Linked DNA regions of Homo sapiens: regions 2 and 3 are each linked to region 1. Evidence: chromatin loops called from intact Hi-C (ENCODE). Cell type or tissue: heart left ventricle. All regions are shown on one strand. Links, peaks and the distances in the headings refer to the core of each region. The heading gives the core; the rest is flanking DNA.

Region 1 (10,126 bases), core at 614-5,613:
TCACTGTAAGCTTCGCCTCCTGGGTTCAAGCCATTCTCCTGCCTCAGCCTCCCGAGTAGCTGGGACTATAGGCGCCCACCACCACACTCGGCTAATTTTTTGTATTTTTAATAGAGACGGGGTTTCAATGTGTTAGCCAGGGTGGTGTCGATCTCCTGACCTTGTGGTCCGCCTGCCTCAGCCTCCCAAAGTGCTGGGATTACAGTCGTGCACCACCGCGCCCGGCCCAGAGTGGTTCTTTTAAACCATAAGATGGTATAAAACAGAGGCGGTGTAGATGCAAGCCAGCTTGCCTGCTTGTAAAGCAGCTCCATCACTTCCTGGCTGTATGACCTTGAGCATGTGGGTGAACCTTTCTTCCATAATGCTATGTGAGACCTGGGTGAGTTAAAATGCTTAAAGTGCTTAGAACAGGGCCTGGCTGAGGTTTGGTTGCCACTGCTATCCTGGAATCAGCTGATGCCACTGTGTGGGCCTTCCTATCCGGTGGCCCATCTCTCTCACTAAGAGCCAAAGTCCTGGCAGCAGCCTGGGAGGACCAGCCCTGATCCATCTGCCCTCATGGACTTGGCCCACTGTCACGTCCCCTCAGCACACTGCCCCAGCTGGCCACACCACATTCCTGACCCCAGCCCTCTGCTTTTCCTCTCAGTGTCACCTGGAACATCCCCTCCTCCCAGCCCTGTAACCCACCTGGCTCACTCCTGCCTTCACGTGGATGCAGGCCATGAGGCCTTCTTGGATCCCCCTTCCTAAAACTGCCTCCCCTTCTTCAGGCGCTTTCCTTGTTTTGTTTTTGCTTGAATACTTCTTGGCATGTGACAGGGTGCATGCTTTTCTTAGTTGTTAGCGGTCCATCTCCCCCACTAAAATGTGAGCTCTGTAGGGCAGGGTTTTGTCCACCTTGTGTCTGTAGCATCTAGGATGGTGTGTGTGTGTGTGATGAATGGAGAAAGCTTATAGAGGGGAGGAAGGAACTTGCCCAGGACTGCCCACCACTGAGGTCTGGGGCTGGGCAGGTTTCCTGCTTTCCTAAGGAGCTCACTCACTTGTAAGGCACCAGGCTTTCCTGCTGTGCATTTCTTCAGTGCCGCCGCTTGGCCCCATTAGCACCTTTGCTTGGAACGTCTACTCTAGCTGCTTCTTCGCCTTCTGTGGTAGCAGGCTTCCCCATTCCGTCCCACTGTTGGTCTCTAATCCCCTGCTCCTTGTGGCTTCTTCATGTAGCTTTTTGTGTCCCAGAATCATGGATTGACTCACCAGGGTCTCTATGGGACTGCCAGGTTCTGAGGTGTGTGGCCCTGGTCTTCCTTGTAATCTGTGGCACTGGGCGCATTGACCCCTCGGTCTGTTTTCTCTAATGGTCTTTCTTGGTTGCCAGGAGACTGACCTCACCCCACTTAGTGTTCCTCATGCCTGCCTGGTTGCTGCCCACAGCCTCTTGAGCGTCTTCAGCACTTTATAGTCAGTTGTTAGCTCTGTGCTGTGTTTCCTGGATCCTCAGCACCTTTGATGGACACATCTTTGGGAACATACGGTGTGAAATTCCCATTAGATTCAGAAATGTTAGGACATCTTAGAATCCAGGAAATGGGGTGACAGTGCAGTGGTCATTGACCTGCCAGTGTGTCCAGGCCCTGTGACCTTGTCTCTTGTCCATATAGTGCGTTCCTCGGAGTAGATGGCCAGTGGATAGTTGTTAAATGTATTGATTAAACCTAAACTAGTCTCTGGTTTTCATGTTGTGTCCCCTTCGAAGTACATCCACCATGCCTTGTCCCTTGTTAAATGTGTGATGTCTGCATCTCCTGTTCTTTCCGGGAATCTTGGGAGGATGTTAGGTCATGCAGTGCGGTTTGCATGTGTGCATCTTTACTGGTATGCACGCATGTGCATGCATGCGTGTTCCTGTGCACGTTGTGGGAGTGTGCATGTGCGTGTGTCTGCATGTGTTCCTTCTGCTCTGATGCAGGGTTTTCTGGCTGCCCCCTCAGACCCATCTTCCCTGCTTCATGTTGTCCCTTTCTTCATGCTTCCTCTGTAGTAAGGCTTCCTAGAGTTGCATCCTTAACCCTCATCTCTGGGTGGCCTTCCTCCTGTGGGTTTGGCGACTACCTCCTCAGTGCGTCCTGGCCTTCCGTATCTGGACCAGTCATGGCTCCAGAGTTGTGGCCTCGGCACCTTCAGAGCCTGCCTGGAGGTCCCCTCTGTTCTCCTCGCCAGGCTCCTGCCTGCATGCTGGAATTTGGGTGTCCTTCCTTGTCTTTAGTTCCCTCTTTTCTCTGCTATCCACCTCCGTTGGGTCAACAAGTGCGGTCAGTTCTGTGACACTGTTCTTGGCCCATTGCCAGGGCCTCTTTCACACCTTTGTCCTCTGGCCTGGAGGACTGTCCCCGTGCCTTGGATGCAGTTGCTTCTGCCTGGCACAGCTGTGGGTCTCCCCTCTCAAGTAGGAACCTACTTGTGGCATGAGAGTCGCTTCACCTTCAGTGGCTCCTTATTGTCCCCAGGGCGGAACGGGCTGCAGGTGGCACCCAGGCCTCTCTGTGCCTCGGCTCCAGCTGTCTCTTGTGGCTCCCCACCCCAAATCCTGGCAGGTCCCTTCCCCACAGCCACCCACCCCTCTCCTCCATCGGGAACAGAACTATGCTGCCACCTCTGGTGACCTCAGCACGCTGCATCACTGTCCCCGTCCACGTGCTACCCTGTGGGCCCAGGAGAGCCCTGGGGTCCCTGGGTAGCAGAGCGCCTGGCCATGCCTCTGAGGCCCCTAGTGCCGCAGAGTTGAGCTGAGGGTCTCGCGCTCGCCCTCTGACTGACCCAGCCCTTGCAGGTGAGTGGATTGCTGTGCTCTGGTGGCCTGAGGGAGGCCACGCGCCTTCTGTGTGTTCCAGAAAGGGTGCCTCCCACTGCATGCTTGCTTATCTGAGTTAGAAGAATGCTGTGGTGGAGTTTAGTGTAAATTTTTAAAATATTTTTTGAGCCTTATGATTATATAGTTTTTGTGTTTCTGAAGTAGGAATTAAAGTGGGCATTAACAAAATATTTAACTTTGGACTTAAGTTATAATTCAGGTTCTGAAGAATAAAAGTAAGGTTAGTTTGTTTTGATGCCTAAAAAGTCCTCTTAGGGAATATTATTTTGAAGCCCTTTACTATGCTGTTAATAGTGCTTGGCTTTTAACTTGGTACCAGGGAATTGGAAGGTTTCTGTCATTTTGTGACGATATTTTTAAATTTCTTTGCAGGTAGAAGAAGAAAGGTGCCACTCCGGCATGAAGACAGACTCGCTTAGTCGCCAGTCACTTAAGCTGAGTGCATTGTGATTTCCAATAATTGAGGCAGTGGTTCTAAAAGCTGTCTACATTAATGAAAAGAGCAATGTGGCCAGCTTGACTAAGCCGCCAGCGCACAGCGCGGCAGGACGCGCCCGGGTCTCAGCGGACTTGTGCATGTTAGCTGTGTAGATTTATGTGAGGGCTTGTAAAACTCTGGTCTTGTAAACTAGTCTTAAGCGCTTTTAATATGGAGACAGATGAGAGCCCCTCTCCGCTCCCGTGTGGGCCCGCAGGAGAAGCGGTGATGGAGAGCCGAGCTCGCCCCTTCCAAGCGCTGCCCCGTGAGCAGTCTCCACCACCTCCCCTGCAAACGTCCAGTGGTGCAGAGGTAATGGACGTTGGCTCTGGTGGTGATGGACAGTCCGAACTCCCTGCTGAGGACCCCTTCAACTTCTACGGAGCTTCTCTTCTCTCCAAAGGATCCTTCTCTAAGGGCCGCCTCCTCATAGACCCGAACTGTAGTGGCCACAGCCCGCGCACCGCCCGGCACGCACCTGCGGTCCGGAAGTTCTCCCCTGACCTTAAGTTGCTTAAGGATGTAAAGATTAGCGTGAGCTTTACCGAGAGCTGCAGGAGTAAGGACAGGAAGGTGCTGTACACAGGAGCAGAGCGCGACGTGCGGGCGGAGTGCGGTCTGCTCCTTAGCCCTGTCAGTGGGGACGTGCATGCTTGTCCCTTTGGCGGGAGTGTTGGTGACGGGGTAGGCATAGGGGGTGAGAGTGCTGATAAGAAGGATGAGGAGAATGAGCTGGATCAGGAAAAGAGAGTGGAGTATGCAGTGCTCGATGAGTTAGAAGATTTTACTGACAATTTGGAGCTAGATGAAGAAGGAGCAGGCGGGTTCACGGCTAAAGCAATCGTTCAGAGAGACAGAGTGGATGAAGAGGCCTTGAATTTCCCCTACGAGGTATGTTGGCAGCCCCTCCTCTAGAGGGCTCTTAGCAAAACCCAAAGAGAGATTTGGGAATTGCAGCATCTTTTGAAAGCAGGGAAATTAAAAAAAAAAAAAACAAAAACCAAAATCCCCTCTGAGGTGGAATAATGTTAATGTGGAGAAGAGAAAGATGTAAGGAGTCCAGATTTTTAAAGTTTCCTAATGAAAAGTTTGGCCCATGGGTAGGCCCTGCATCCCTGATCTAGCGCGTGGGGCAGCAGGTGCTGCTGAGTTACGCTCCTTGGCAGTGTGTGCCCCTGGACCAGGTGTGTTGGTGTCAGCTGGTAGCTTCATCCTGTTTGTTTTTCAGATGATCATGCACCCTAAGGGCACATCTAGGCCCCCTGAGAGCACCTCCTTTCTGTGTCTGTTCTCAGGAATGCTGTTGAGCTCTCCTGTTGCAGGAGCATGAGCGCCAGGGGCTCTGGTGTCTGAACAGCGTGTTTTGCAGGATGACTTTGACAACGATGTGGATGCTCTGCTGGAAGAAGGCCTTTGTGCCCCCAAAAAGAGGCGAACAGAGGAAAAATATGGCGGAGACAGCGACCATCCGTCCGATGGAGAGACAAGTGTGCAGCCGATGATGACCAAGATTAAAACAGTGCTCAAAAGTACGTGTGTGGGTCAGAAGCAGTGGGTGTTCCAGGGCAGTGGAGGGGTGGTTGCTTCCTTAGCAGAAATGCTTTGAGAGAGCTCTGGTGCCAGGTAGTGGGCTGGGTGGAGGCATGTTTGAGGACAGGACAGAAATATCTGAGGAGGGAAACACAGGATGGGAGGACGTCCTGATGCATGACCCAGATGCGGATCCTGGTGTGTGCTATGGAAACCACAGAGCAGCAGGCACTGTGCAGAGGAATGGGAGGGGACTTCTGAGGGGGTCAGGAGGGGATGTTGGTATATGCCAGGAGCCAGCATGACCATCAGCTGGAGGGTGTGGAGACCAAGGGCAAGGTGGGTACACAGTGAGATGGCAGGTGATAGTTGTGATCCAGGTTCTAGTCCTGGACCAAGTGTCACAGGAAGCCACCAGAAGCAAGTGGTGTTACCTGATTTTTGTTTAACAACATGGCTTCTGGGCCACAGCATGGTGTGTGCACTTCAGCTGGGCAGGGTGGAAGTGCCCTGGTCGACGTGGCACTTCCTCAACTTTGAGTTGAGGGTAGTGGGGAGAGCACTTGAGAGGCGCCCAGAGTTGCACTGTGAGGCTCTGTCATCGATGTGGTGCAGGTGTTGGGGGAGTCGGAGTTGGTGGCTTGGAGGCACCTATGAGGGTCCTGGTGGAGATGTGGGGCTCGGTAGAGGGACTGAAGAGATGCACGGGGACTCAGGCTCACAGGTGAGACCCCAGGCTGAGGGCTGGGGTGCACAAGGTGGCAGGGTGCGACTGGGAGCAAAGCAAGGGGCGGGTGGCACATGGCCATCCTCCTTGGGCCATTGAGGGGACAAGTTAGCTATGCCAGGTGCCACATGTTGCTGCCTATGTCGTGTTGGTAGCAGTTAAGCAGGAGGGCTTTTGGTCTAGACGGTTGCAGGCAGGGTAAACCTGGGGCTTCAGCTTCTGGGGCTGGGGGCAGGAGTCTTGACCTCGGGGCCTCTAGGAGGCTGGTTTGGTGCTGCATTTTCAACAGGCTCATTCAGAAGGTAAACCCACATTCGTCCTGCACAGCTCACTGGTCAGCAGCCATTCTGGCCTGGATGCCTGGATGTTCACAGACGGACAGCTGCATGTGACCCCCACCTCAGGTGGCTGGGCCAACTTTGTGACCACTCACTGTCACAGAGGAGCAGCCCCAGCGGACCCGTGGCCCGTCTCTTGCTTGGCTCCGTATTCCCTTTGCTTCTTTTCCTGACTTAACCTAAAGCTGGCAGGAGGCAGCTCCATCTTGGCCTGACTCTGTGGGGAGAGAGCCCACGCAGTGTGCATGCACCCCTGACCTTTAACACTCCCTCCCTGAATCATCACCTGATGGTGGCCTGGGTACAGGTGTCAGGTCCAGGGTCAGGGCCACTTGGTGGGTACCTAGCCCTGAGAGTCACTGGCCCTTTTTCCCCTTATGTATATTTTTTAAGGTTTCATTTGCTTTCTTCTGTTTTTTAATTTTTTTTTTGAGGCGGGGTCTTGCTGTTACCCAGGTTGGAGTAGCTCACTACAGCCTCAGCCTCCCAGGCTCAAGTGATCCTCCCACCTCAGCTTCCCAAGTAGCCAGGACTATAGGTGTATGCCACCATGCCTGGATAATTTTAAAAAGTTTTTTGTAGAGTCAGGGTCTTGCTGTGTTGCCTAGGCTGGTCTTTCTAAGTTTTTAACTTGTTCCCAATACCTGTGAGAAAATTAAGTTTTAGTTACATCTTTGCCTTACGCTCTTCCCAGCAGTCAGGCCTGGTGGCAGGTGTCAAGTTGATAAGTCGTAAACCTCTTCCTCACAACTGCCTATAAAGCAAAGAAGGGGTTGGGAGTAGTGTATTAAACCAACTTAGAAACGGAATCATTTGAAGCAGTGTTTTGTATGCTGCTGAGAGTGCAGCTCAGTTACAATAAAGACTTGTCACCTGGTCACTGGGAGCAGTGGCTGACAGCCATGCAGTTTATTAGCAAAGCTCATCCAGCCCCAAGGCGCCTCTGGCCACAACCAGACAGGCAGCAAAGGAGTCCAGTGTCCACAGTGCTTACCAGATGTGGAGGCAGGAGCTGAGGCTGGGACTTATATCTTGCACAGACCTGTTCTGTGCTCCTTCATGTGCTGGTTTGACACGTGTAAATTCCCACCTCAGGCCACATGCTATCTGTCCTAGGCCTGGAGGCATAGCAGTGAGCAAGGCAGAGAGGAATTTCGATTATCTGTGAAGACCCAGTTAAACACATGCTAGTACCCAACAATTTCTTGTGCAGGAGGTGCTGTGGCAACAATTCCAAGTGTTTTTACAGTGATTATAGGATGTTCTTGTCTTCCTGTGCAGGTCGTGGCCGCCCACCTACAGAGCCGCTGCCCGACGGGTGGATCATGACATTCCATAACTCTGGAGTCCCGGTGTACCTACACAGAGAGTCTCGGGTGGTCACCTGGTCCAGGCCATACTTCTTGGGAACGGGAAGCATACGGGTAGGGGAGGCATCAGTCGTGACTTTAGGCTTGTAAGTTCTCAGACCAAAACGTGCACATCCACACACATGGCACCGCAGCCAAGCAGAGGCCGGTGAAAGGCATCAGAGTTTCAGACTCTCGGGTTGTCCTTGTAATCCATATTGCAATTTCACTATCCACAGAAACACGACCCTCCTCTGAGTAGCATCCCTTGTCTGCATTATAAGAAAATGAAGGACAACGAGGAACGGGAGCAAAGCAGTGACCTCACCCCTAGTGGGGATGTGTCCCCCGTCAAGCCCCTGAGCCGATCTGCAGAGCTGGAGTTTCCCCTGGATGAGCCTGACTCTATGGGTGCTGACCCGGGGCCCCCGGACGAGAAAGACCCACTAGGGGCTGAGGCAGCCCCTGGGGCCCTGGGGCAGGTGAAGGCCAAAGTCGAGGTGTGCAAAGATGAATCCGTTGGTGAGTTTTTGAAGGACTCTTCCCTTCTTGCCTCCTGGGACCCATGAGCTTTGTTTTTCTAATGAAGGCCATAATTGTTCATAGTTCCTAGTTGTACTTGTGAGCAAGGGGCTGTGCACCTCCACTGTTGGTGTGGCTGAAAGGCTTGTCTTCCTGTCCTTGCAAGAACCTGCCTGGGTGCAGCACCCTAGGCTCCTGTCTGTGGGCTCTGTGGTGTCTGCATGGCTGAGGCTGCTGGGGAGATGGCTGCTGGCACTGGCAGTGGGCCGTTTTCTCTCTGGTTGTTTGTATGATCTTTCCCTAAGTCTTGCTTTTTCAGTAGGATGTGCTCATGTGGCATTGTTTTGATTTGTCTTGATGAGCTCAGTGAGCCTCTTTAATCCATGACTCAGTGTTGGGAAACTGTCACCATTCTGTGGATAGTTCCCTCTTCAATCCTGCAATTGCTTGCTGGATGTGTACTGGTGTTTCCCATTCTCTCTTCCATGTCTTTTAGCCTAGTCCCGCCATTTAAGTCTTAGTTCTCTCTTCAGGTGTGGCAGGTCTCTGTGAACCCACCTGCTGGATTACTTTCAAAGAGCACTTTCCATTTTCTAGGTTTCTATTTGTCTGTACATCACTACCCAGCCTGTCTCATAACTCCGTGGAGTGTGGGGTGCCCTAGAAGAGCCTGTGATGGGGGCTGTTGCTGAGGATGGGGAAGTGGCCCGGGAGGAAATGTGACAAATGCGAGGCCCTGTGCAGGGAGCTGCCTGGGTGTGTTGCTGACTACAGAGGTGGCCAGGATGGCCAGAAGGAAAAGAGTGAGGTGGTCAGAGAGGTGGCGGGCGCATGGAGCCCGGGTGCTGCTGGCATTCGGGCACCTGTTTTGATACAGGGAGGAAGTCCCGAAGGCCATCTGACTTTTTTAAGCTGTCTTTTTTCCTTTTCATTTTTGTATTCTTCCTGCCCCAAATAAAGTAAAAGAACATCTCAGAAATTCATCCAGAAGGGACCTGCCAGAATAATCTGAGCTGGTGTAGGGAGGCCTTCATTCTTTGCTTCCCTCCCCTTTGAAAGGGACGGGGAAAGGAAATAGTGTCATGTGGCCTGGGCCTGCCCCATGCACTGGGCTGTGAGAACCTGACTCCTATGTTGGAAGTTAAGTAATTTGTTTCTCTGGTAAATCTGGGACAGATCTCGAGGAATTTCGAAGCTACCTGGAGAAGCGTTTTGACTTTGAGCAAGTTACTGTGAAAAAATTCAGGACTTGGGCTGAGCGGCGGCAATTCAATCGGGAAATGAAGCGGAAGCAGGCGGAGTCCGAGAGGCCCATCTTGCCAGCCAATCAGAAGCTCATTACTTTATCAGTGCAAGATGCACCCACAAAGAAAGGTATAAGCCTCTGCATTTTAACATCAGCAGACTGGTTATGCTGTTATTTCTAATGTGATGTGTTGAGGGCATGTTTTATGAGTTGCATTTCGTTCAAAGTTTATGTTTATCCCATGAATGCAGGGGTCTGCCACATTCACGGTCGTGAGCCCCTAGTTACTGACATGGTAACAGGAAGCTGTGTGCTAGCTTGTGGCACTGCTTCACACTTGCTGAGATGGTTCTTTTTGTCACAGAGTTTGTTATTAACCCCAACGGGAAATCCGAGGTCTGCATCCTGCACGAGTACATGCAGCGTGTCCTCAAGGTCCGCCCTGTCTATAATTTCTTTGAATGTGGTAAGTCTAACCTTCCCCATTTCAGTCCTAAAGAATCACAAGGTGTAACTTTGGTCAGGGCTGGGGAGGCAGGCGCTGACCGCTAGCCCTACTCTACTGGAACGGGAGGAAAGGGAAGGGTAGAGAGCAGCGTGCTGCAGATGGGTGGCTTGTTTCCTGGAGCCGCGCCCCATCTGAGTGGGTGGCTCTGCTTTTCCCTTCCAGTCTGTCCCCTCTCCCCACCTTCCTCTTGTCCTGCCCCATCTGCCTTGCTGGTTTCTGATCCTGCGTTGTCATGGACAGCCTTATTGCGAGCAAGGCCTCCCCACTGTGCACTGGGTCCTTTCCCTGGTCTCCTGGTGCCCCTGGGTGTCTGAAGGGTTCTTGGGCATGCATTTCCCACCAGCTCTGTCTTCCTTGGGTGCCCTCATCACACCTTTGTGAAGACCAGTCTGTCTTCCCCTTGGAAGCTGGAGCCTGGGGGTCACTCATCCTTTGAGGTGGTGTTTCTTTGGCAAGCCACATCTTGTGCTTTCCCATTCCGGCAGTCCTGTGTCCGTCTTTCGTAGACCTTGGTCCCTGTCGTAGGAGGCTCTGCCCCCAGCCTCCTGCTGCC
Region 2 (10,126 bases), core at 1,965-6,964, 52 kb before region 1:
TTGTCGTGCCTTTTTTAGACACCGCATGGAGTGAGGTTTGGGGCTTGCCTCAACTGGAGTCTCATTCTTCTTAGAGAGGGAGTTTAGCCCGTTTCCATTTGGCCTTAGGACAGAAGGCCCTGTTGGTTTCTCTGAGAAGCCAGGGGAGGAGCCCTAGGCTGGAGAGGGGATTCTAGAGCGGGGTGGCTCTCAGAAGCAGAAGGTGGGCAGAGAGGACGGTGCACGCTGGGAGAGTTCTCGAAAGCATCAGCAGATGGGCCCAGAGTGCCTGGAAAGCTTCCGTCCTTCACAGACAGCGCCATGCTCTAAGAATAACCCATGCCAAGTCCAGGCTTTCTTCCTGTTTTGCAGAATTACCAGGTTGTTAGGCTAGGGGAACGTATGCTGGGATTCTGGGAAGAATTCCACCCGCACTGGTATTCTTAGAGGACGGGAAGCCCTTGGCTGCGGTGTGAAGAGGGCTCTCTCTTTCCATTCATATCTCATAGATCCTCTGGCCAGGCTTGGGGGTGTTGAGGGACTCCAGGAGTGTGGGGGGAACTTCCTCCCTGGAAGAGGCCTGTGCTCTGTCCCTGCTGAGGCTGGTGGCATTTGCAGTCACATGGTGAGCTCACAGTGACTGTCCCCCTCTTACCTCCCTGGCAGGGTTGGCAAAGACCACACCAAAGTCCCAAGTGATTAGTTCCCCGGCCTCCCTGCACAGAGGCTGTGCATGTCCCCTGGGCATTCACTCTAGCTGTCTGGGCTGCAGGGAGGCAGGGTGCCTGGCCCAACTGGAGATGGCACTCTACTGGGGGTGGTTAAGTGTTGACCATCACAAAGGCGACCTCTTTTGTCACATCTGTGTGAGAGGAGCTGGACTTTCTCAGATATGGATGAGCCTCACGACGCACATCCTTTCGTCCCTTGCTTGTCTACCAAGTCCCTATGTGCTCCAGGAGGCAGTGGTACAGGCCAGCCGCTCCGTATGACCAGAGAACCAGTGCCTCACACTCCAGCGCATTTCCTTCCCAGGGTGCACCAGGACTCTTGTAAAGAGGGCATTCTCGTGTAAGCAGTTGCTTTTTTTTTTTTTTTTTTTAATTTTTATTTTTTTGAGATGGAGTTTCCCTCTTGTCTCTTAGGCTGGAGTGCAATGGCACGATCTCGGTTCACTGCAACCTCCACCTCGTGGGTTCAAGTGATTCTCCTGCCTCAGCCTCCTCAGTAGCTAGGATTATAGGCACGCACCACCACACCTGGCTAATTTGTTTGTTTGTTTGTTTGTTTGTTTTTTGAGATGGAGTCTTGCTCTGTTGCCCAGGCTGGAGGACAGTGGTACGATCTTGGCTCACTACAACCTCTGCCTCCTGGGTTCAAGCAAGTCTTCTGTCTCAGCCTCCCAAGTAGCTGGGACTACAGGCGCCCGCCACCACGCCCGGCTAATTTTTGTATTTTTAGTAGAGACAGGGTTTCACCATATTGGCCAGGCTGGTCTCGAACTCTTGACCTCGTGATCCACCCACCTTGGCCTCCCAAAGTGCTGGAATTACAGGCGTGATAATTTTTGTATTTTTAGTAAAGATGGGGTTTCACCATGTTGGCCAGGCTGGCCTCAAACTCCTGACCTCAGGTGATCCACCCGCCTTGGCTTCCCAAAGTGTTGGGATTACAGGCGTGAGCCACCTCGCCCAACCAGCAGTTGCTGTAAAATTTTTTAAAAGGATGTCACTTATACTACCCAGTCATTAAGACTTCCTGAGGTGGAAAGATCACTTCAGCCCATGAGTTTGAGAATAGCCTGGGCAACATAATGAGACCCCACCTCTCCAAAAAAATTTAAAAATTAGGGCCAGGCGTGGTGGCTCATGTCTGTAATACCAGCACTTTGGGAGGCCAAGGTGGGTGGGTCACAAGGTCAGGAGATCGAGACCATCCTGGCCAACATGGTGAAACCCCATCTCTACTAAAAATACAAAAATTAGCTGGGTGTGATGGCACGCACCTCTAGTCCCAGCTATTTGAGAGGCTGAGGCAGGAGAATCGCTTGAACCAGGGAGGAGGAGGCTGCAGTGAGCTGAGATCGCGCCGCTGCACTCCAGCCTAGGTGACAGATCGAGACTCTGTCTCAAAAAAAAAAAATTAGCCGGGTGTGGTGGTATGCAGCTGTAATCTTAGCTACTTGGGAGGCTGAGGTGGGAGGATGGCTTGAGCCCAGGAGTTCGAGGCTGCAGTGAGCTATGATCACACGACTGCACCTGGGCGACAGAGTGGAGGTGATGTGCTTCCTCAAATAGCCATGAGAACAACGCTTCTTTTCTTGTCCTGGCTCAGGAACCTCACCACCATGCCACGTTGCCCTGCTGCGCTGTGCTGGTGTCGTAGGTCGGTGGCAGGACATTTGCCCACCTCACAGGCTCTGCTTTCAGTCTTGAAGTATGGCTCCTCTCGACTGCTGCCCACACGGCCTCCTGTTGTCAGCCTGGGCTACATATCTGGGCTCTTCCATCCCTGTGGGCCTGGTGAGGCCTGGCCATGTGCCTGTGTCATGCCAGTTGCTTTCAAGATGATGTTTCTAGTAGGACCACATGTGAACACAGTGACCACCATGGCCAGGAGGAAGCTGGCTGCCCATCACCAGCTTGCCCAGGGACCTCTTGCACCCTGGCGGGGATCAGCAGATCCTGCTATGAGAGAGCAGAAGGCAGCATGCTGACTTCCAGGAGTGTCCACAGCGTGGCTGGGCAGAGCAGAGCTACAAATGAACAGATCCAGTGCCGAGGCCATCCTGACTCTCTCAGGGGCTGCCAGGCCGTGGGTGCAGGGTCCAGCAGGCCCACTTGATCCCAGCATCCCACGTGTGCCTGCTCGGGGTGGCCAGCTCACTGCTTCTTCACCTCTAGCCCAACCAGCAGGTGCCCCACCATGAGCCCCTCCAGGCTCACCTTGCCCATCCCTGCCATGTGACCTGGGACTCTTGAGATGAGATCACAGCTGCAGAGCACACAGCACAGGGAGGAGCTCATCAGCATCTTCCCACCTGTGGTGCCCTGGCCCAGCCTCCTTCCGGTTGGGGTTGGACCCGCCCTGGCAGCCAGGTTTTGCGTCACCTGCCCCACCCGCCCTGTAACCTACTTGCCCAACTGCTATCCCGGTGGCCGTGAGGCCAGTTGACAGAATGGAGAGGGGTAAGCATTTTCCGCCTGGAGAGGATGGGCGTGTGGCCATCTGACTGCTTCTGCAAGCCTGGTGGTTGTGTGCAGGCTGCCCTGGTGGTCTTAGCCCCTTGGGGCAGGCGGGGTCCTGTGCAGGATGCAGAGACTGGGCGTGGCTTCCTGCAGATGTTCAGATGCTTCTGGGCTGTGGCCTCTGAGACCCAGGGCAAGGCTGCTGACTGGACCCCAGACCCTCCTGCCTGCCTCTTCCTCCAGCTGCTCTTTGTGGTCTGGTTCTGGCCGCCTGGGCCTCAGGGCCAACCCTGCATGGCTTTGACCACTCTGGCCTTCTTGGACTGCCAAGGACATGCTGAGAGTTGGTTGGGCTTGGCCCAAGTGCTGAGCCCAGGGCAGGGGTGGGGACAGGCAGGGCGGAGCCTCACCTGGAAAGCCAGGCACGATTCTCCCTGGGACACCAACCCTCCTGTAGAGTTGGCCAATTCGGGCAACCTTGAGGGCGAGCTCTGTGTGGCACAAGAGATGCCCTGAGGAGCCCAGCCTCACCTGGTGTGATGGGACCTGTGGAAGTTGTGGGAAGTGGTCCTGGCCACCCGTGTGCCCACATGCCCTGCGCCCAGATCAAGATATGGTGACCAAAAGGACAAGGACTATATCCATGGCTCCCTCCCAGAGCCTGGCAAGTCAGCAGGCATGAGAGGGTGTTGGAATGCTGTGGTGGGCCTGTGTGGGGACCTTGTAGGACCTAGGGAACCTGCAGGGCTTGGCTTAGGGAGCACACAGGGGCCCAGGCAAAGGCAAGGTCACAGGTCGGGGGAGGTGAAGCTGGCAGGGGGAGGGGGAGACCTGCTGGCTAGAGCTGGGTTGGGGGCCGGTGGGCAGTGGGCCTGGCTCGAGCAGGGGGCGAGGGATTGGAGAGAAAGGCAGTTCCTGATGGTCCCCTCCCCAGGGGCTGGCTTTCCTCTGGTCCTTCCCTCCCAATGACCGCGTCTTCGTCGAGGCCACAGCCCTTGGCTCTGCGCCCACACCTCCAGTGCCAGGCTGTCCGGAGATCTGTTTATGGCCTTCCCTTGGACCATGGAGCCCTCCCTGCCACTGGTGCCTGGAGGGCTGGTCTGCTGCCCCTGCACCCTGGCCAGCTAGGATGGTGGGGTCCTGCAGCTGAACTGGGGGTGCCTTTCTGCCTGTCTGTCCTACGTGTATCAGTGGCCAGAACTGCCCTCATCCATGGCCTTGCCAGCAGCTGGGCGTGCAGCCCAGGGAGGGCTGAGGTCGGCTGAAGTTGATTGAGACCAACGGCCTTCTCTAACACCCCAGAGGAGCATGTCCCTGGTGAGCAGGCCTTGGGCAGCCCTGGGCTCCAGGCCAGTGGGATTCCAGTAGAGACCAGCTGGCAGGGCTTCTCCAGTGACTGCAGCCAGGGGTTCTCATGTGCAGGAAAGACCAGCTCCTCCAGAGTAAAGGGACTTGTGTCTTCTGGCCACATGGTGAGTGCTGGGCCCACCCCATCAGTGGCACCTTGGGTGCACTCCCAAAGCCCAGCGTGTTCCCCATCTTCCTGCACTGCATTCGGGATGGTTCTGCATCATCAGCTGCACCTGATTGCTCTTAAACCCACAGCTGAGCTTTAATGTGCAGTCACTGAAGCTTTCATTTCTAAAATAGCTTCCTAAGAGTTCTTTTGGCCAGGCATGGTGGCTCATGCCTGTAATCCTAACACTTTGGGAGGCCGAGGTGGGTGGATCACCTGAGGTCAGGAGTTGGAGACCAGCCTGACCAACATGGAGAAACCCCGTCTCCACTAAAAATACAAAATTAGCTGGGCGTGGTGGCGCATGCCTGTAATCCCAGCTACTCGGGAGGCTGAGGCAGGAGAATTGCTTGAACTCGGGGGGCGGAGGTTGCGGTGAGCCGAGATTATGCCAGCCAGCCTGGGCAACAGGAGCAAAAACAAAACAACAACAACAAAAAAAAACCGAGTTCCTTTTGCTGCTTTGTAAACCCAGTTTGCTCTTCATCACTTCCTTTGCCCTGCAGATGTTTCTGAGCTGTCTGTTTTCTTTCTGCCATCAGAGCATGGTTGGTTGATGATGCATGTACGGTTATCTTTCTGCTGGTTCTTGCTCATGGTGCTTCTTTCATTATGTGGTTCTTTCTGACTATGTACTGCTTCTGGTCTTTGAAAAATGATTTTGAGACTTCTTTGAAGTATAGGATGAAGGTATCTTTCTCCAGAGAGAACTTCAGGCACAGGGGCACTACGAGTGCTGGAACCCCTTAAAACTGTGCTTGGCTTGTGGGTCCTTGTACCCCCAGTGTGGACCTGGACGGCTGGCTGTGCCACAGCTTCTCAGAAACTTCCCTTCACTTATGTGCAATGTCCCCATAACCCCTGGGGGTGGCTGCGGCTGTAGTTCATCTCTCCCTAAGCATCGCTCTTTGGAGTCCCAGCCTAACTTAGAGGAGAGTCTTCTGTTAGGTTCTTCATCCTGTGGGGGTGACTGGACCTTGTCTTCTGTCTCCTTCGCCCCCGAGGCCACCAGAGTATGAGCCCCAGTGTGTTCAGTGGGCAAACGCTCTCAGGCAGGATTGGCCACTGTGTTCTGCTGTCCTCTGTGGGCCACGCTCTCCGAACTGTTGGCCAAATGCTGCATGAGCTCATCAGCTCCTGGCAATTTTTAAGATGTTTTCATATTTCATCCAGCATCTTGAGTTGTTTTTACCAAAAGGATTGCCCCTAGTAGCCTGCCCACCCTCGGATGATGGCCCCCTGTGGGCGCTTCCAGGGCACCCGGCAAGGGGACCCAACCCACTTCCAGCCCCACAGTCTGCTTCCCACAGGGCCCCCTTGCAACAACACACCCTTTAGCTTCCCATCCTATGCAGAGTGGTGGCCAGCAGACCATCTCAAATGGCTGCCCATCCCCCTGACCCAGTGCGTCTGCACGTGGCGCTTATTGCTATCCCAATACTTCAACTGCACAGCCACCAGCTCCTCACTGGAGCAGATGGTCCCCAATGGCCATCCCTAATGCCCGTGCCTATGGAGGCACATACACTGAGCCCTCTTCACCTCCGTCCCCACTCATTAGACTTTTCTCAGAGGAATCTTTTTGGGTCTCTTCAGTATTTGAACAGCTTCTTGGCTGTCCCATGTCCCAGCTGTGAGCACTGGCTCTGCCCTGGAGCCGTGTCACTAAATCATTGCACATGTGCACATTTCAGGGAACTTGGGTGTCACCCTTGGGTGGCCTCGGAATCTAATCTCCGTTCTGCACTCGTTTGCATTGTGGAAAACTGCCTGCTCTGGGCCCCAGAGGTCCCTGGGTGGGGACGAGGTGTATGCTAAGTGTGCAGTCACCCAGCGTGTCCCCGGCACGTGTCCATGCCAGCTGCTGTGGGTGTGTGGGGCCTTCGGGTCCTGTGGGATGGCGAGTGTGTGTGCTGAGCAGGACCTGTAGGGCCTGCATCCCAGGTGAGTGGGCCATGCTGTTGGAGGCGGAGGCAGGGCTGCCCCCACTGGTGGCGTGTGGGGTGGGTTTGGTGCTGTTGCAGGGGAGGAGATGTGCATGTGGGGGACAGTCTTGAAGGAAGAATGTATACAGTGGTCTATTTCCAAGACAAAGTGTCTTAAATTGGCTTAGCTCAGCAAACTACAGAAGAAACAGGATATACTAGGCCACCCTGCTTGGATAGCTGATGTGTGCTTGTCGGCCTCCACTTTCCCCGCACTTAGTTGCCTTCACCCGAACCAAAGAAGTTCAGTCTAAGCTGAAAGTTTACTAGCCTGCAAAATAGCTCATTTTGTCTGTTCTTATCAGCCTGCCTGCTACTTAGGTCGTAAGTTAAATACTTAAAAAGTCCCTGAGCTAACTAGGACTGCAATGCATTGTGGGCTGCAACAAAATACAGCAAGACAAGCCCCCAAAAAAACACCTGAAGCCCCTACCCAACAATTAATAGGCGACGTCCGGGAAAATTGTGACCCCACAGTACTCGGCCTATGAGGAACTGGGGGAGGGACCTGCGTACTAGGGGATAAATTGCTTGTCGAAACTGTGCTGGGTGTGCCTGTCTGACACCTGATCTTGCAAGACTGTCATTAAAAGTCTCACTTTCGCTGTTCTCTGGGTCTGAGTTCATTCTTTAGATTTGGATGGGTAAGTTTGTTTCTCACAGTGTGGCTCCTGCCCTCACTTCTGCTGCCCCCCGGGGACCCCCTCGGCACCCCAGCTCGGTGTGTCCAGGCCTTAAGACTACCATGGTGCTGATGGGATGCTTCTGTTCAGGGCTGGTGTTGCAGGTGGTGGAGAGACAGTCTGGCCAGTGCCAATGAGTGCATGGGTTTGGGAGTTGTTTGTGTGGCACCGGCCAAGAGTGTGGTGTCCAGTTCCCCCACACCCAGCAAGTAGTACAGACACCACAGAGGTGGTTCTCTCTGTTCTGGCCTGTTGCAGGTTCGGAGGGCAGCCCTGAGTGTCTGCCATCCGCTCAACTCAGTGTTTTCCTTTTCCCGCAGACCTCGCGACCTGTGTCAGCAGAGCCGCCCTGCACCACCATGTGCATCATCTTCTTTAAGTTTGATCCTCGCCCTGTTTCCAAAAACGCGTACAGGTAACCCCCTCGCTCTGCATCTGCTGCGCCCTGCAGGGTCCTGGGTGCCCAGCCAGTTCTCATGCCACCCAAGCTGCTGTGTGCAGGAAGGTGTGTGGGCCAGGACGGGGCTGCACAGGCCTGGCACTGCCCTCCAGGACAGGGTCACTCAGTGTGGGATGCTGTCAGAATGCCTCTCGGGGCGGGGACTCCAGTCAATGTACAAAGACGTGAAGACTCAGCCACAGAAGGCAGCCACAGGTAGGACAGAGGAGTGACATGGGTCCAGGTGGGCTGCAGTTCTATGGGCTTTGAGGAGGGTCGGGCGGCAGAACTGGGACAACGGCGTCAGTGAGTGAGAGCCAGCTTGGGCTGGCGGGTCACAGCTGCTGGTGAGAAGTCAAAGTGGCGGCCAGGCTAGGGGTCTGTGGGTGGGTCCTGAGCTGAGGAAAAAGAACCTGGGGAAGAGGGGACGCTGAGGACCAGCCAGAGGAGTCAGGAAATCGAGGCCAGAAGCCACCCCTGACCCTGGACTCAGGACGGCCACACCTCCATTCCCCAGGACACCCCAGCATTTATCCACACAGAGAACGAGGCAGAGATATAACCCACATCTAAAATGAAACGTGTAACCACTCTCTAATGCAACTGCTCGGGAAGTTTTCATCATTTTAAAATCTGTACCAGAAATGATTTGAACCATTTCAAGAGGGTCTCAGATTTGAGTCACTGCAAAGTTGCATAGACACCATGCTGCTTGACTTCAAGGCTGAGTGAAGTCATTTCAGGCCAAGGAATCAGGAAGGAAGGGTGTCTGGTGTTTTCCCTTTTTGCAGTTGGGTGAGTGGCAGGTCCCAGCAGCAGACAGCATGCTGCAGGGAAGGTGGAAGAAATGTTAGGAAAGAACTATTGACTGCTACAGGGACTGGAGTAGTGTTGGGCTGGCTAGTGAGTGAACAGAACTCTAAAGAATGTAGGGGCTGGCCGAGCACGGTGGCTCACGCCTGTAATCCCAGCACTTTGGGAGGCCAAGGTGGGCGGATCACAAGGTCAGGAGATCCAGACCATCCTGGATAACACATCTCTACTAAAAACACACAAAAAAATTAGCTGGGCATGGGGGTGGGCGCCTGTAGTCCCAGCCACTTGGGAGGCTGAGACAAGAGAATGGCGTGAACCTGGGAGGCAGAGCTTGCAGTGAGCCGAGATTGCGCCACTGCACTCCAGCATGGGCAACAGAGCGAGACTGCATCTCAAAAAAAAGATGAAGGTAAAATAAGGTCATGTGGGTAGGCCCTAATCAATGTGATGGGTGACTCAGATACGCACAGGGGAAGCTGGTGTGTATACAGAGATAGAAGCAGTCGTCTGCATACCGAGAAGACCCTCAAAAGGAGCCAGCCCTGCTGACGCCTTGATCTTGGATCTCCAGCATCCAATGCTGCGAGACAATAGTGTCTGTTGTTGCAGCCGCCTGGTCTGTGGTGCTTAGTTACGGCAGCCCCAGGAAACTAGCACGCTGAGGAGAGCCAGCCAGCTCTGTATGCGTTTCAGGGCTGCCTCCTGCAGGCTGCTGAAGAGACTCAACCCACCCCGAGTGCTCCCATCTCTGGAAAGGAAGCTTGATGGCTGGCCTGCGGGTGCTGGTCAGTGCCACCCAGCCCCTTGGGTGGAGAGGAGGAGGGTTGACATGGGCCCCTCTTGCTTTCACTCAGAACCCGTGTGTTGCTGCCAGGACCTGTCCTGCGGGTCCTGCCATTCCAGTTGGCCTCGGGATTTCTCTGGACTATTTTCCGAAGCCCTAAGCCAAAGACGAAATGTGCCACCTCTGGGTGACTGAGCAAATGTGCGCTGTGTTTTCCTGACTTCATGGGAGGGTGTGAGACACTTCTGGTGGCTGCTTCTGCTCTGCCTGTGGGGTGTCCAGCCAGGGGAAGGGCACGCTGCAGGCTGGGAGCACAGACACTTCTATGGAGCCCCTGACAGCACCTCTGCAGCACTTTGGGAGGCCTCGTACAGGTACCCAGCTAGGCTGGGCTGGACTCCTCACCTGTGGACTGGAGTAAAAAGTAGGGTGCTTTAGGCCACTATGTTTTTTTTTTTTATTATTATTATTATTATTTTAGAGACAGGATCTTGCTCTGTTGCCCAGGCTGGAGTACAGTGGTATGATCATAGCTTACTGCAGCCTCAAACTCGCCGGCTCAAGCGATCCTCCCACTTCAGCATGCCTAAGTAACTGGGACTACAACACCATGCCCGGCTAATTTTTTTTTTTTTGGTAGAGACAAGTTCTCACTATGTTGTCCAGGGTGGTCTCGAACTCCTGGGCCCAAGTGATCCTCCTGCCTCAGCCTCCCAAAATGCTGGGATTACATGCG
Region 3 (10,126 bases), core at 5,127-10,126, 98 kb before region 1:
CAAGGAGGTGGGTCCCAGGAGAGTTTCTGTGGGGGCAGGAGGTGTGAAGGCAGGAGGTGAGGGGACATGCCCGAGGGGCGCAGCGTCAGCCTCCCTGCTATGGTAGAGACTGGGGAACCTGTCACAGTGTCTGGGCCTGATGCCTGGCTCCTGGGGCAAGCGTCTCAGCAGCTGCACTCCTGCCTACCGGGTGCTTTCCCAGGCGGTCGCAGGCCGAGTGGCCTCGTTCCTCCCGGGTTGAGCCTCACACTCTTCTCTTCCCAGGGGATGTGAGCATGGCCAGGTCCCACTCACCAGTGACAAGCTCACGGACCTCGTTGTCCCGGGCAGCCCTCAGCAGGCGCACCAGGGCAGGCACACCACCGCAGTCCCGGATGGCGGCCTTGTTGTCAGTGTCGCGGCCATAGGAGAGGTTGCGCAGTGCCCCACAGGCCCGGCGCCGCACCTCAGCCCGCGGGTGGTCCAGCAGTGCCACAAGCAGCGGCAGCCCCCGCAACTGCCGTACACGCCGCTTGACACCCTCGTTCTCAAAGCACAGATGCTGCAGGTAGGCGGCCGCATTGGCCTTCACGGGGTCCACGGGGTGCCGCAGCATGGCCAGCACCTCAGGCAGCTCAGGGTCCCGCCAGCGCGGCTCCTTGCGGGCGCTATCCACTGAGGGCGAGCGCCGCACCAGCCGGTCCAGGCTGCCCATGCTGCCCCGTTCAGGCTGGGCCAGGGGCGCCGTCACCATTGGGAACGCAGGCCGCTCGTCCGCCAGCTCGCCGCCATCATCTGCTGTGTCCTCGTAGGCCCTGCACAGGCAAGTGGGGCGCGTGGACATCGTCACAGCAGCCGCCAGCCCTGCCTCTGAGCTGCCCCATCACACCTTCTTCAGGACTGCAAACTCACCCAGCAGCGCTGGGCTGAGAGCACCTGTATCTTGGCCCGGAGCATGGTGGGGACACAGAGAGTCATGCACCAGCCCAGTGAGAACCAATTCAGAGCCAAATGCCAAACCCCAGCCAGCGGCTACCAGGACCCAGGCAACCCTCCCAGGACAGCAAACTCACTCACTGCTGTCACCGGGCAGTTTCCCAATCCCGAGCAAAACAAGTTTCTGTGAGACATCTGCTATGGCTGCTGGAGAGACCGTCTCACCTCCCTTCCACAAAACCACCCCATCTTCCATGAGGCCCATCTCTGGCTGTGCCAGGATGTAGGGGGAGTAAATGGCCCTCTCCGCATGAAGCCATCCCAGTAGGACCACCTGAGGAGTATTCAGGCCACCAGCCCCTTGGGGCACAAGATCTCCTTAGCTCTCAGTAGCCCTGTGGGTTGCTGTCATCAAACCGCCTGCCCTGAGGCTAGGAGTGACGGTCAGGTGACTTGGCCAGGGTCACACAACAAAATCCTGACCCGGGCTGTGGTCACATCCCCACTCCAGAGATGCAGAAACTGAGGGCAATGGGGACAGAACCAGGGGCTGTGACAAGGGCCAGGGCTCTGGGTTCTGGTTACCCAGAGTGTGGCTGGAGCAAGGCCAGTGGCCGGCACTCTTCCCAGCTTTCCTGGGCCCTGGGCCTGCAGGACAGTGCCCAGCCGAACTCCTACCACCCCAGGGTCCACCTTTCTTCTGTCCCTGACGAGAGCCAAGGCCAATTCAAACTAACATGCATGACTAACTCAACTGCGCCACTTGACAAGTGGGGCACTCTGTAGTTGGGGGGTGGAGGGCAGACTTCCCAGAGGAGGTAGCCACAGGGGACGGGGTGCAGCTCACCTGGTATGAAGGCCCCGCCCACACTCAGGCCTCCTCCTTGTGGCCGTGCCATAGTCAGGCTCCAGCTCAGGGCCACCCTCGTCATCAGCGGCCAGGCTGCGCGTGTCATCCTCCAAGCCATACGGCTCTGCCTGGAAGCGCTCGGGCAGGGAGCGGCCACCTGGTGGCCCAGGCTCAGGACCCACCGGGAAGGCTTCCCGGTGGCCAGGCAGTGTGAAGCAGCCATCACCAGGGCCTGGGCCAAGGGGGCCAGCACGTGGGGGCCGCATGCCCAGCCCTCGGGACAGGCTGCCATAGCTGGGGCTGTCCCGGGGCTCGGGGCCTTCGGGAAAGCCACCCCCACTGCTGAGGTAGGCTCGAGAGAGTGTGGCCACTGGGCCACCACCACGCAGCAGGAAATGCCGGTCCAGGGCACCATCTGCAAAAGGGCCTAGTGGGGGGCCGCCATCCAGCAGGGGGAGTCCATCTGGGCCCACGGGCACCTGGCGTACTGTCCGAGTGGTCACCGTCTTGACAGTCTTGGTGACCTGGTGGATGGATAGGCAGGTAGGTGGGGTAGCACGAGAGGCCTAGAAACTGCTTTGCTGGGGTCTGGCTGGCCTTAATTTCCCACTCGAGCAATGAGAGGCCCCACGTGGCAAGCTTCCATGTCCACTCTGCAGGTGGGACAGCTGCAGCAGCCTGGCCCTGCTCACCCACCCACTGCCTGGGCCTGGCCATACCTTGGTCTCGGTGCGCCGGGTTGTGCCATCTTCGGATGTGACAATAGACACATGGGAAGTGGGTGTGCCGGGGTCCTCCTCCACCGTCACGGTCTCCTCCAGCACATCAGGTGCCTCCGGCATCGTGGCCAGTGAGGCCTGGCTGCCTGGGCTCTGCTCCTGGGGCAAGGAGGGACATTGGTGGGCAGGCCTGCTGCTCAGTCACCCCTGGAGTGCAGGTCTCCACACACAGCAGCTCTGCCTCAGCTCATGCTGGCCAGCACACCAGGGTGCCTTCCTCCTGGTCCTGAACCCACCCACCCCAAGGCCTGTTTCGGCCCAAGCTGACAAGGACAGCAATAAGTTCTTGCCCTCTGAACATCGAGGTGCTAACCCTGCCCCGGCACCCCATCCTGGGGGGACCCTGGGGCTGGACCCCCATCTCAGGTCTCCTCAGGCTGAGTTGGCAGATAAGGACATAGACCCTGGGGGGTGAAGTCTTCAGGGCCCTCCCCAAGCTGCATGGCCTGGCTGCCACAGGCTCCTCCAGGCCCCAGGAGGTGCCAGTGAGACCTGCAGCATGCCTTCCTGATGTCAACCACCACCCCTAGCTGGGACATCATGGTGTCCTGGGGCCTCCTCCCTCACCTGCCCCAGACACCTTGAGTATAGAAGCCTTGTGGGGGCTGTTTCAGCACTGCCTACTGACTCCTGTGGCCACACTAAGGTTCCCGCCACCAACGCCAGCCAGACGCCCTCAAGGGACAGAAATACGCAGTTCCCAGAACACCCCATGCACCTGCAGCACCAGTATGTCCTTATTCCTTCCAGCCCAGACATTCTTGAGTGTTGTGTAGGCACAGGTTTGCCCTACCTCGGGCCAGTGGCTGGCGCCCCCAGTGACTGAGACTCTGGGCATCATATCAGAGACCAGACACAGTAGATTTGAGCCTATGGGTGCCCTTGCCACCATTCTGCATGGGGTGACGACACTGGAATTCTAGGCAAGACAACTCTGGACTGAGACTTTTCTATCCACATGCCTACTGACTGGACTTGCCAGTGGGGAAACTGAGGCTCAAAGAGGATAGGCTGGCCCACATCAGAGCCAGGCCCAACCCCTGCCGCGCTGAGTGGCTTGAGGACCTAAGACTCACAGCCTGCCCCGGGCCTCTGACTGCACAGGTGCCTGGCCCCAGGGCCACATGGCACCAACATCCGGGGATCGGCATCTAGCCAGGATGGGCAGGAGCTGAAACCCAAGCCCTGGTGGGTGGGTCAGGCGGAGCACATTCCCAGGCAGCCAGGGCAGGGTCAGCAGGAGGACAGGTCCTGCTTTGTGGCCCAGGCCCCTGGTCCCTGCACAATGGGTCCCTTGCCTGGGCCCCCTGGGGCCTGCACAGACACTAAGCTCTGCCAGGCTCCAGAGGCAGACTCTGCCCATTCTTGGGCCTGGGAGGTGAGCCAGGTTAGATGCTCAGCGCTGCCCTCAGGACCTGCCTGCCAAGGCTCGTGGGCTGGGAAGCCTCCCCAGGTCAGGGTCCTATCCTGGGGGAATACTTGACCCCCAAATGCATGCAGTGCAGGTGTCCAGGAAGGGGCCTGCACCAACATGTTAGGACAGGTGTATCCCTCAGGCTGACAGAGGAAAGAAGTGGCCACAGAAGGCACCTCCCCCTCTCCCACAGGCAGGGTCTTGGAGGATGACAGATAACTTTATAGATGGGGAAACTGAGGCCTGGCAGGGGGAAGAGGATTTACCTAGAACTTCACAGTCCAAGTGGGATTTCAAGCACCCCCAGAGAAGGCAATCTGGCAAGGAAGGCTTTGGGCCTCATCTCGCCCTCAGTCTTGAGATGTAGGTGGAATGCCTGCTGTGGACCTGGCTAGGAAAAGGGGACCTGTTCCCTGGGAAAAAGAAATAGACTGAGGCCTAGAGTGGGGACAACTGGCACGCTGCCAGGCAGGGCAGGCTGGGCTCTTCTCCAAAGGCACTGGGGAGCTGGGACTGCTCTGAAGCAGGAGAAGGCTTGTGTGGCCCATCACTGCTGGGGCTGGGCTGCCCCATCTGTATCTGGCAAATGTGTGTCAGGCCCTGAGCTCTCTCTGCTGGGCCCTGGGCGGGGCTCATCTGAGTTCAAGCAGGGGCCCAGGCACTGAGGGGCTGCAGTTCTGGCGACAGAGTGAGGAGGGTATAAAGCAAGACTGAGGAAACGTTACCCAGGACTCTGCCAGTGGGATGTAGCCCCTCATATATGTATATATTTACATCTATTAAAAACTCAGAGAAAAACCCCCTCTTCCCTAGCTAGGCAGTGGGGGTAAGCGGGAGAGGAAAAGGGGAGGACATCTCAGGACCCCGATGCCACTCTGTGGCCCAGCTTATCCCTCCCACCAAGGCTGTGGTGAGGGTCTGACAGGCAGAGCTGGGGTGGTCCAGGAGAGCCACGCCCCCGCAGCAAGACCTGGCAACCCTGCGGCACCACCCATCAGCCCCGGCCTAGCAGCCCCGCAGTAGGATCCAGAGGCCCCAAGAGTCCCTGCTGGCAAATGACCTCAGGGAGCTAAAAACGAGGGATGACTTCACCCGGGTGGCAGGTGCATGAGTCAGCCAGTGATCACAGGAAAGCCCGGCCCCTGCTACACATGCCCAGGCACACACACATGCATATACATGACCCCTCAGACAGGGACACATGCATGTACATACACGTGTGCAAGTACCCAGCCCGGCACAGGCCGAGCACATCAACCCGTGTGCTCTAACAGCACCCCAAGGGCACGGCGCCCACTGTTCCCAGAGGCACACTCGTGAGCACACATCCTCCCGTCCTCCACCGTGTATCGGAGACCCTTATCCATGCAGGGCCTCACAGAGTCTCAACACACAGGGACAGGGGCCACCAACTCTGCCAATCATCTGCCCAGCATCCACTCTGGGAGTCTCAGAGCTGGCTGGCAGATGGAGAAACTGAGGTGTAGAGTAGTGAGAGGCCCATAGCCAGCTGGTGGCTCAGCTCTCTGCAACATCTTTAGGGTGGGGCTGTGGAATGGTGGGCTGACTCTCAACAGGAGTTGGCTGCAGTCCCTGGATCCCTGTCTGGCCCCAGTGTCCATGTCTGACGTGCACCTGCCCAGGCTGGCCCACTCTCAGGGACCCTGGCCCTGCAGCCCCACACAGCCTCTGCCTCAGACCCAACTCTGGGCTGCTCCCCTCTGTACCCTAGACATGGGCTCTACCCTGAACACCCCACCTCCAGCCCAATCCCACATGCTGCATCCTGTCAGTCGTCTCTCATCACCCCCTCCCCAGCTGGGGCCCCATCCTTGCTCCTCTTGCACCCCGCCCGGCCTCCCAGCACTCATCCCTCCCTTGGCTCTTCAATCTCTGGTGCACCAGGTCTGGGGCCCCCAGGACTGGCCCAGAAACAGGCTGCTGCCCAGGCCTGGGGTTTCCCATGAGCTCCCTTGGGCTTGTGGGAGGGGCCAGAGTGACCAGGGAGGTAGACCACCTACCCCTGCTCACAAGAGGGTCCCGGGAACACAGGGCTGAGCCCAGCATAGGGGCTCTGGGCCCCATCACGCACCTTCGGCTCAGCTTCTTCACAAGGAGGTGAGAAGGACAGAGGGGGCTGGGGTCGTGGGACGTGCTGGGTAGCATCAGTCTCACTTTTGTGGCAAAATGCAAGGAACACAGGGAGCAGAAAAGCAAGATTGGACCAACACACAGAGGGATGCTGGGGCACAGGTGGCTGGGCCCTGGTCCCATATTACTTATCTACCCAAACCACCGGACTTCACAGATGCACCACGGTCTGTGTCCTGAAGAACAGACTGCAGGGGCAGGCCCCTCCCCTGTCCAAGGCCTGGCTAGCACACACAGAGAATGAGTTAAGGTGAGATTGCACACCTGGATCCCACACCTGCAGGCCAGGCTCCCAGAGGGCAGGAGGTGGCTGCTGTCCGATGGATGAATGAATGAATCTTCTCCATCCCCATTATGGCCCTCCCAGGTAGAGTCCAGGACAAGCCAGGCTGGCATCTCTCACCAGGCAGCAAGCCCTTGGCCACCACAAAATGCCCTTTCCCTTGGTGCCACAGCCTCTGACCAGTCTCCAAGACCTGGAGCTTACTTCTCCACACAGCAGTGCACCTGCCAGGGCGTGGCCCCAGGCAGAGATGCCAAAAAGCCAAGCTGGGGGAGCAAACTTGGGGTGGGAGAGCAGGGCTGACTGTCATCCACCTCAGCTTCCCCAAGCTCAGCTTGGGGTCATCAGACACACTGTGACCATGGATTTCCCAAAAACTGGTCCCTCCACCTCTGAGGGCCAGACCCTGGGGGCCACACCAGGGCCGTAGGACAGGCAGGGGCCTAGTTGCCCAGGTAGCAGGTGTGTGGGAGACCTGCCTCCCACCACAGAGGGTCTTGGCTGGTCTCTCCTCTGCTCAGTTTCCCTGCCTGTTACTGAACCCAGCACTGCTCTGAGCAGAGGACAAACTGCCTATGCCTCCCCCCACCTCAATGCTGAGAGGGGGAGGATCCCGTTTTCCTTAGAGATCTCCTCCAGCATCCATTAGTGGGCAGGGCCTGTCTCTATCCCTCCCATCACGTGCGCCTCGGAGGCAGAGAAGACTTCCATTAAAGCTCCGGAAGCTCCTTTGCAGGTCCCGGGAGTCAGAGCCGGCGTAGGGGGTGTGGAGGGGAGAGGAGGAACCCTCTCAGGGAGCAGAAGGCCTACCCGGGCTTCCCTCTTCAGACTTCAGCCTCCTTCCTGCACAGACAGAAGCCGCTCAGGAAGGCCCTGGCTCTCCACCCGTGTCCCCAGGCACCTGTCCTGGGCGCTGGCCAAGAAGCGTCCATCCGGTCCGGGCCGGTGCCAAGAGGAGGGTCAAACTGCCAGGGGTCCCGACCCCCCCAGGCCCCGCGGATGGGCTCCAGAGACCCTGCGGCCCGCCCTGCATACCCGGGGGCACCGCGCTCACACCGCCACCCGCCCGGCCCTGGCCCCAGCCTGACGCAGCCCAGCCAGGGGCGCAAGACAATAGCTGCCTCGGGCCAGCGGCTCCGCGGAACAAAAGCGGGTCCTCCCGGGCAGGCCGACGCCCCGCCCTCTGCCTCCGACCCCGGGCCAGGGTCCCCCCAAGCCAACTTCCCTCCAACCTGTCTGAGTTCGGCCGGCATCGGGCCGGGACTCGGGGGGCGCTGGCCAGCAGCGGGGGAGGCGGTGGCTGGACCAGGCTCGGCTCCGGCGCCTCGGCCGCTCGGGCTCAGGCTCGGCGGACTCGCTCCCCGCGGGGGCGGATCTGGCGGCGGTCACGGCGAGCAGCCAATCGGGCGGGGCCGCGCCCAGGTGGGGCGTGGCGGGGGCCGGGGTGGGCGTGGCGGGCGGGGGGCGGGCAATGTGAGGTCCCGCCCCCCAGAGACAGGGGGCGGGGCCCTGCAGCCCCGGGTCGCCCCCTGTCCCCCCACTTCCCACCACCTCCCCCCACCCACTGCCGGCCTGGACTTCTGCTCCCTCCCCCTCCCTGCGGCAGGGGTGTCACTTTCCCGCCGAAAGACTTTGGCCAAGTCCTTCCCAGGCCTCGGTTTGGCCTCGGTTTATGACCACACTTCAGTCCGCCTGCAAAGGGGGAAACAGTTCCGGCAGGGCAGGTGCCCGTGCTGCGATGCACAGAGCACAAGGCCTCCCTCACTGGCACAAACCTGGCTGCGACTCAGTTTCACCTGCCATGAAATGGGGGCCGATGAGACAGTAGTCACGGCTCTGTGAGATCTCTCCAGTCTCCCAGATCCCCCCTCACCCTCCTGCCCAGCCGCCACTCTGAATGGGCCTGCGAAGAACTGTCCCCACAGAGTTCGATGGGGACCTGGAAAAGGGCCCTGCAGGGGACCCCCACTTTGTATCTTGGGTTCTCCCCATCGAGGCACAGAAGCCCCGAATGCACCCCCACTGCTCCCCCAGGCCAGCCTCAATGTGGGCCACACCCTAGGGAATCTAGTTCTGCTGCAGTGAAAAATGGGAGGGGAAGGGCCAGGCTGGAGCCACCTTCTTATGTCAAACCCCACAAAGGCCAAGCCAATGGCTCCAGCATCACGAACAGGGAAACAGGTTCTGAGATTAAATGAGCTGAGACCAACCCAGGGAGACTCAGTGGGTCTGGCAAGAGAAAGGGCTCGGGCCCAGGCCTCCCACTGGCTTCTCCGCAGACCCCTCAGAAAACAGCCTCCGCAGGGACCACTCCCTGCTGCCCTGAGCGCCATATACAGAGGCCACTCGGCTAGCATGCTCAAGATTCTAGGTACCCACCATGTGCCCCTCTGAGCCTCAGTTCCCCCACCTGCAGAGGGGTGAGCTACCCTACCACTGGCTGGACCCCTGTATCTTGCATCTAGGGCCAACCTGCCTGGAACCCCTGGAGCAGAGCGCAGAAGACCAGACACTGCGCCAAAAACGCGCCCGCATCTTATCTTTAAGCTGGCTCCATCTTCTCAACTGCACCAGCAGCTAGTGCCCCAGCCACCTATCCACCTAAGACGAGCCCAAGGCAAGTTCCCTGATGGCACCCCTCCCCACTGGGTGGGCGTCAGCCCTGTTTCAGCTGGCTGTCTAGAGGAGGGGCCCCTTCCTGCTGGAAGATGAAGGGCAGGTAGCCAGGACCCTGGAGCAGCCCAGTGAGTGCAGCAGCACTCCCCCTAGCCTGGTTCCCCAGCCTCAGCCCCCAGCTACCTGCCTTGCCATTGCCCTGGCTTCCCAAAGCCCGGGCTCTGACCCTGTGGCTCAGCAGGTAGATCGCTAGGCACTTCCTACTGAAACCAATCTGGGAAACCTGGCCAGCCCAAGGAGGCCCTGCCTCCCCTAGTATCCTCATCAGCCCAGCCAGTTGAGCTGCAGCCCTGGCAACACATGCTCTCTTCAATCCCAGCCTGAGAAAATCAAGGGTAGGGGGTCGGGGGGAGAGTTCAGGGGCAGGGGTGGTAGGTGGAGGGGCAGTAGCCTGAGGTCTTGAAGTCTTTTGCCTGAGGAGGTCAGGGTAGCTCCAGGCTGTGGGAACATCTTCCCACCAGGGCATCAACCCTCCGGGGTGCCTTGGGTCCTCCCACACTGCCTGTCCGAGGACAGTTCCGGTCTGGGAGGGTTGGACTGAGCACACTGGCGCCTGAGAGGCGGCCTCGGGGTCACTGGCTTCCACTGTCCCTATATGGCCCAGCTGGGCCCAGCGTTCTGCTTCCCCGCCTCAAGTTTGAGGGTAGAGGCCTCACATTTTGGAGTATCTCAAGTCTGAGGGCTGTGAGAGTGGCCCCAGCACCGAGACCCACCAGAGGCCTCTGAGCACCAGGGGCCATGAAAAAGGGCCCCCTAGTGAGTCTCGGACCCTCTGGGGACATTAATTTGACTCTCACCATGCACTGGTGCTGGGCTGGGCCTTCTATGTGGGTCTCATGAGCAGACGTAGGAAGCATGACGCCTGCTGGCCGACACCAAGTCTGGACACCAAGACTCAAGGAGTAGTCACCAACCCCAGGTCCCTCGGCCTGACACAGGCTGCTGGTTCTGAGCCCCACATGCCCCAGCCAGGTGAGGAGAGCCCATGGGGCTGCCTCAACAGAGACCAGCGTTTGCTCCCTTTCTCTCTAGATGAGAAGGGCCAGGCTGCCCCAAGC

The links. Hi-C counts contacts between places; a loop is a spot of excess contacts. Peaks named below come from ENCODE experiments on the same cell type or tissue, not always from the same donor. Only the 100,000 strongest peaks of a DNase experiment are listed, where the experiment ranks them.
Region 2: a loop joins it to region 1, with 2.0 times the contacts of the local background. A loop is called at or near these places in 41 of 110 quality-filtered maps.
Region 3: a loop joins it to region 1, with 2.2 times the contacts of the local background. A loop is called at or near these places in 14 of 110 quality-filtered maps.

Annotation. Positions count from the first base shown.
Region 1 is chr22:20,082,440-20,092,565 of GRCh38, forward strand. DGCR8 (DGCR8 microprocessor complex subunit) reads left to right here. Exons shown (of 14, transcript NM_022720.7): 2 at 3,248-4,244; 3 at 4,723-4,882; 4 at 7,230-7,372; 5 at 7,537-7,819; 6 at 8,996-9,193; 7 at 9,430-9,531. The coding sequence starts at 3,525. It overlaps MIR3618 (microRNA 3618), which reads left to right and starts at 3,307; the gene lies at 3,307-3,394. MIR1306 (microRNA 1306) reads left to right here and starts at 3,619; the gene lies at 3,619-3,703. RefSeq lists an enhancer at 725-1,343. In heart left ventricle, for the core only: a CTCF peak has its summit at 2,661; no DNase peak of the experiment used is centred there.
Region 2 is chr22:20,029,089-20,039,214 of GRCh38, forward strand. TANGO2 (transport and golgi organization 2 homolog) reads left to right here. Exons shown (of 9, transcript NM_152906.7): 2 at 7,672-7,766. The coding sequence starts at 7,711. It overlaps MIR185 (microRNA 185), which reads left to right and starts at 4,051; the gene lies at 4,051-4,132. RefSeq lists enhancers at 2,065-2,761, 3,196-3,415, 5,099-5,168 and a silencer at 9,458-9,619. In heart left ventricle, for the core only: no CTCF peak of the experiment used is centred there; a DNase peak (open chromatin) is centred at 4,454; H3K27ac peaks cover 1,195 bases.
Region 3 is chr22:19,979,449-19,989,574 of GRCh38, forward strand. ARVCF (ARVCF delta catenin family member) reads right to left here. Exons shown (of 20, transcript NM_001670.3): 4 at 2,485-2,643; 5 at 1,763-2,289; 6 at 295-794. Among named protein-coding and RNA genes, the nearest start is that of MIR4761, 21 kb to the left of the region's middle. RefSeq lists enhancers at 3,347-4,284, 4,285-5,221, 6,159-7,094 and a silencer at 7,453-7,892. In heart left ventricle, for the core only: no CTCF peak of the experiment used is centred there; DNase peaks (open chromatin) are centred at 7,753, 9,153 and 9,593; H3K4me3 peaks cover 2,499 bases; H3K27ac peaks cover 3,406 bases.